Linked DNA regions of Homo sapiens: region 1 is linked to region 2. Evidence: chromatin contacts called from ENCODE Hi-C or POLR2A ChIA-PET data. All regions are on one chromosome and are shown on one strand. Each heading gives the region's core, a stretch centred on a gene start or an enhancer-like site at or near the end of the contact. The rest is flanking DNA. Distances are from core to core; before and after follow the strand shown.

The links. Hi-C counts contacts between places; a loop is a spot of excess contacts on that map. ChIA-PET counts read pairs that join two places held with the same protein, here RNA polymerase II (POLR2A). Pooled maps may share reads with other maps.
Region 1: a loop to region 2 is called in a map of B cell, with 34 times the contacts of the local background. The contact joins the promoter of NUDT4 here to the promoter of NR2C1 in region 2. A Hi-C loop is called at or near these places in 1 of 168 maps with a recorded cell type or tissue (B cell) and 6 of 50 pooled maps. POLR2A ChIA-PET finds 5 or more read pairs at or near these places in 2 of 52 experiments (OCI-LY7 and RWPE1).

Annotation. Positions count from the first base shown.
Region 1 is chr12:93,376,622-93,379,354 of GRCh38, reverse strand. NUDT4 (nudix hydrolase 4) reads right to left here and starts at 1,430. Exons shown (of 5, transcript NM_019094.6): 1 at 934-1,430. The coding sequence starts at 1,032. It overlaps LOC643339 (a long non-coding RNA gene), which reads left to right and starts at 1,619. Exons shown (of 5, transcript NR_040096.1): 1 at 1,619-1,918. RefSeq lists silencers at 799-1,098, 1,319-1,658 and an enhancer at 895-1,834.
Region 2 is chr12:95,072,181-95,074,957 of GRCh38, reverse strand. It overlaps NR2C1 (nuclear receptor subfamily 2 group C member 1), which reads left to right and starts at 1,340. Exons shown (of 14, transcript NM_003297.4): 1 at 1,340-1,578. RefSeq lists enhancers at 1,243-1,562, 1,253-1,753 and a silencer at 1,643-1,922.

The DNA.
Region 1 (2,733 bases), core at 181-2,680, 1.7 Mb after region 2:
AGAGTGGCAATACCAAAAGGCTACTATTGCCCTAAGCAAACTTCAACAGTTAGCCATTTTAAATAAATACTACTGAATTAAGTAAAAATCGCTCTCCAGGGAAACCCCAAGGGTCTCATTCTCAGCCCAATGCAGATGGGTAAATTATCCAAGAACGACTGCTCTGAGAACGAGAAAGGCTACTCCTTTCCAGATGTCAAGCCAGACAGCAAAGAACCCTTTATACATAAGCTGAGAGCTGGAGATTACTGTCTGAAAATGGCAGCTTTGCCCATCTCTAGTCCATCGTCTCCCTTTTGGCATTATTCCACATTTTTCACTAACCATTTTTCTGCAGTCAGAAAACTTTAAGAAGGGAAGGCCGTTTTAAAAATGAGGCATAATTATGCCAACAGCTTGCGGGTTCATGGACCCACAAGAATTGCCAAGACTAGACTCAATTCCAAGCACGAGGACTGTCTGTTACTCCACAAACATGCTTAGATCGAATCCGAGACCGCAAACGGCTGTAACATGGAAGGAAAATATGTAAAAGAGGCACAAGGGCTCTGCTGCAACACTCACGCCATTTCCACCCTCCTCTCGCTGAGCACTCGAGGTTTATCCGGCTTTCAACTCAATTCGCACGTTAAGATGGTGACTCCCGCTAGGCGAGACTTACGCGGCCCGGGACCTTCCCGGGGACCAGGCGCCTTCTCGAGTGCCCAGATGGAGAAACTGGGGCTGGGCGAGCCCCCTTTGTCTCATCTATCAGCCCAGAGAAAGGAAGGAAGAAGTGAGGGAGGAAAGGAGTGAGGGAGGAAAGGAGGGAGGGAGGAAGGGGGCTAATCCCTCCCAGCCCCGCAGCCTGCGCAGGGGCGGGGAGCGAGGGGAAGCACCCGGGCCCTAGACCCCGGCGCCCCGGAGGGCAGCGTGCGGCGCCGGGCGCCCTACCTCGTCCTCCTGCTCGCTCCGGAAGCACAGGCACGCCGCCCGCTTCTTGAAGCCCTCGCGGTCGTAGGTCCGCGTCTGGTTGGGCTTGAACTTCATCATAGAGGCGGGCTCCTGCTGCTGCTGCTGCTGCTCCGGCCGCCGCCGTGGGGGCCCGGCCGCCGCCACCCCGCCGGGGAGTGGGGGCGAGGGCGAGTCGGGCGCAGGAGCGCCCGGGAGCGCTAGTCGGTGCGGGAGGTGCGGCGAGGCCGGTCAGTCCCGGGGCCGGCGGCCGCTCCGACGCGGGCGGGACGGGACGCTAGCGCGGGTCACTGGAACCAGGGTGCCGAGATGAAAGCTCCGCCTCTGCCCAGTTGTCCGCCGCTCTCCATGGAGCCCGACTCCCGCTCGCCTCCGCTCCCTCCGGCCGTAGCCGCCAGGGGAAGGGCGGCTAGAGGCGCGCGCCACGCGGAGACAGTTGCGAAGACCCGCTCCCACTGAGCAGCAGCACCGCGGCGACCGCGCGCCGCCCCCTCTGCTCTGTTTAAATGAAGCCCACATGCGCCCCGCCTCCCCCGCGCGCCACTGCGCCTGCGTGCAGAGACCATTGCAATGGGGTGGGTGGGTAGGTGTGGCGGGGGAGGTAGGGGCGGGACCTCGGCCGCCCGGTGGGCGGGGCCGCGCGCACTCCCGGGCTGGAGTTCGGCGAGGCCTTGGGACTGGCGCTGGAGCCCAGCGTGGGATGACCGTGCCCCGAAAACATGCCAGTGAATGGAAAGAAGCCAAGGTCCCCTCCCTCCCTGCTTATACCCTCAACTTTGCCAATGAGGACCCTAAATACCAGCTGCACTACAGGGGATGTAACTACATACACCGTCACCAAAGTTGCAGCCTGGCCAAGAAATGCCAGGGGACGTCGCGGCGATTGCAGACTCCGCGGTGACTGTGTAGATACGTCCAGAATTCGCCCTTGTAGCGCGGGGAGAGGCGAGAGTGAAGGCCTAGAAAAGTTAAGACGTTAACTGTTTTTTTTTTCTTTGTTTTCACAAATGGGGGGTAGGCAAATTTCCTTTTTTTTTTTTTGTATTTAAATTTTTAATCTTTGGTTGGGGATGGCTTGTATTATTTAAAGAGTCAACTCTAGCTTAAACGTTTCTTTGAAGCTGTCTATAACATCCCCCACTTTGTGCCACCTTCCGGAAAGTATTAATACTGGCAATGGCTAATAGTTGCGAAATGGTTTTCATGTGGATCTCATGCTAAGTAACAGCGCAGCTGGATGCTGGGGCCACAGCACTAAAATATAATGGGATTTCTGCTATCTGGGAGCTTACAGTACCTTGGGGACTTGGAACAAACAACCTCTACACTTCAGAGTGTTAGAAGGGCTAAGATAGGAGCCAGGAGGCCTGATCTTAAGGTAGCTCGAGAAACCCAAACTCAGGCCATTCTGCCCTTCCACAGAGGCCCAGGTTGCTTGGGTCCTGACTTGGTTGGTTGGTTTTTCACCCCTTGAGGGCCTATTGTGTGTCAGGCACTGGCATCTAACAAAACCAGTCAGCCCCTGCCTCTCCAGGAGCGTAGGCACCTGAGAGCACACCGTCAAATATTAAATGATCACACGTGTACACGTAAAACTACAAATGTAATGGGCTCTAAGGTTTCAGACAAAGATTTGACCAGATCTGCAGTCAGAAAAAGATTATTGGGGCAGCAAGGCAGGAGCTGAGGGCTGAAGGAGGAGGAGCTAAATTGACCAAGAGCTTTCAAGGCAAAGGGAACTGGGATTTCTGCAGAGCCCAAAGTGGGAGGGAGTGAGGAGAG
Region 2 (2,777 bases), core at 91-2,590:
TTTGTGGCTGCTTTCCTACAGTGCCGACCTAAGCTAGATAAAATAGAAATTTCATGACAAAACAAAGGAGATTTAAAAAAAAACTAGAAATTTCAAGAATGCTTCAAAATCTAAAGCGCAGAGTACTTTGCACACAGGGCAGTTATTCCTGCCACACCTTGCCACTACAGGTGGCCACTGTCAGAATGCGATGTTCCACCAATGTCTCTTCATTTCACAATTTGAAAAATTTTTTTTGTGGAGGCAGGGTTTTGTTATCTTGCCCAAGCCGGTCTCCAACTGCTGGCCCCAAGTGATCTTTCCTTGGCCTCCCAGCAGCCACTTGCCTGGCTTTCATTTCATACATCATTATTGAATAGCAGGCATTGTCCTATGTGCTTGGTAATACATCACTGAGCAAAACAGACAAAAAACGGCCATTGAGGATAATCCTCAATATATAATAATATATATATTATAGAGAGGATGTGGAATATACATATATATGTGTGTGTGTATATATAGAGAGAGAGAGAAAGACTCATTGTGTCACCCAGGCTGGAGTGCGGTGGTGTGATCTTGGCTCACTGCCGTCTTGACTCAGGTGATCCTCCCACCTCAGCCTCCAAGTAATTGGGACGACAGGCACGCGCCACCAGGACTGGCTAATTTTTTTGTAGAGACGGGTTTTCGCCATGTTGGCCAGGCTGGCCTCAAACAACCGGGCTCAAGTGATCCGTCCGCCTCGGCCTCCCAACTTGCTGGGATTACAGGCGTGAGCTACCGTGCCCAGTCTCTAGTGATTATATTCTTGCCCTGTTTAGCCATTATGTCTCTTTACTCACAACAGTTTATAAGTGAAACTTTGCCTTACCATTTGCATGAGTCGGCCTCAGCTTGTCATTATATATAAAGCTTACTAATGTAAATGACGAGTTAATGGGTGCAGCACACCAACATGGCACATGTATACATATGTAACGAACCTGCACGTTGTGTACATGTACTCTAGAACTTAAAGTGTAATACAAAAAAAAAAAAGTTTAAATATGATTGGACTCTACCCCAGAGCCCAGTTTTCCAGAAATTAGAAACAGATATGCCTAAGACCCAGAGGGTTATTTATTACTCAAATCTAAAACGTTGACTCAAAACCTCCCCTAATGCCCACCTTTGGCAAACGATGCTTAAACCTTTGCACGTGGCTTCAAAAATTACCTGGCTGGGAACGCGTAGCTCTGGCGGGGCACTCTGCCTCCAAGCCAAAAGGGGGCAGTGGACTCACAGAGCCGCTGCTCGGCCCTCCGATCCCTCCACCCCACCCTGGGAACGTCACGACCTCCTCTCGCCGCTTCTCCCCGTTGCTAATGCGCAGGCGCTGGCGGGATAGCGCGCCGCCGAGCCGAGAAAGAGGTCACGAACTCTGACCCCCCAGAAATACCCAAACACAGAAAGCTCTCTCCGCCGTGAATCTCGATCCCACATCCCGTCGGCTTTCTTCAACCTCTCTTCCCGGAGCGCCCCCCAATCCACGAGTGGCAGCCGCGGGACTGTCGCGTCGGCGCCCGACGCCGGAGTCAGCAGGGCGCAAAAGCGCCGGTAAGAAACGCTGGGTGGGGACACCAGCGACCGCGTCGGGGGCGGGGGCCAGGGGGTGCCCTTCACCCCAACCGCCAACGGACGCGGTCCCAGCGCATCCCCCGGCCGGCGTCCTGCGGCCAGCGGAGCCGTTCAGTTTGGGAGCGCCGCTTGGGGCTGCTCGACTTCGGCTGGGAGCGCGGAGCTGCGGCGCCAAATGCGCGGGGCCCCGGGAGAGGCGGGGGCGACAGGGGCGGCGGGACGCGGGGCCGGACGGCGAGCGGCTTGGAGCACACAACCCCCTTTCCAGCTGCGCTTACCGCAGCGCCTCTGACCTTTAACCTGCAGGGAAAGCTTCCGCGGCGCTGCAGCTTTCCCCGCCCGGGAGAGCCGCGCGCAGCGCCGGGGCTTCCAGGGCGCACGGCTAACGCCGGCACGAGTGAGACGTGGGAGAGGCCGACCCTCGGCTAGTGGCCGCAAGTCCCGGCCTGCATCCCGTCACTAACTCCCGTGCTTTCACGGGACGGACAGAATGACTCCCCCCACTTTCACTTTTCTCTCACGGCAAATCTGGCCAGGGTCGTCGCTGCCTGTGGGCCTGGATCTTTTCAGAAGAAATGGAACGGCCCCAGGGTTCTCACTGCAGGGGGCATGTCCAAGCTTCCGATAGATAGCTCTTTTGTTAAGAAATAATTCTTCCAACTCGGGCAGATACCATTTTTGTGCAGTACGAATGTTGCCAGGTTGTCCCATAATCTTCAGTAAGTAGGTCAGCCTTTAAAAAAGTAACCGGAAAGCAAAAGCAGAAAGACCTAAAATTACGGCCTTTAGGGTTTAGTACCGCTAGAATTTGTAAATGGACCTTCGATTTTGAGCTTTTTTGAACCATTTCTGCTGTGTGGTTGGTGATACTCGATTTTTTTTTCTTTTTTTTTTTTTTTTTTTGAGAGGGAGAGGGAGTCTCACTGTCGCCAAGCTGGAGTGCGGTGGCGCGATCTCGGCTCACTGCAACCTCCGCCTCCAGGTTCAAGCGATTCTCCTGTCTCAGCCTCCCGAGTAGCTGGGATTACAGACACGAGCCACCACACCCAGCTAGTTTTTTTGTTTTTGTTTTTGTTTTTGTTTTTTGTATTTTTAGTAGAGGTGGGGTTTCACTATGTTGGCCAGGATGGTCTTGATACTCTGACCTCGTGATGTACCCGCCTCTGATCCACCCGCCT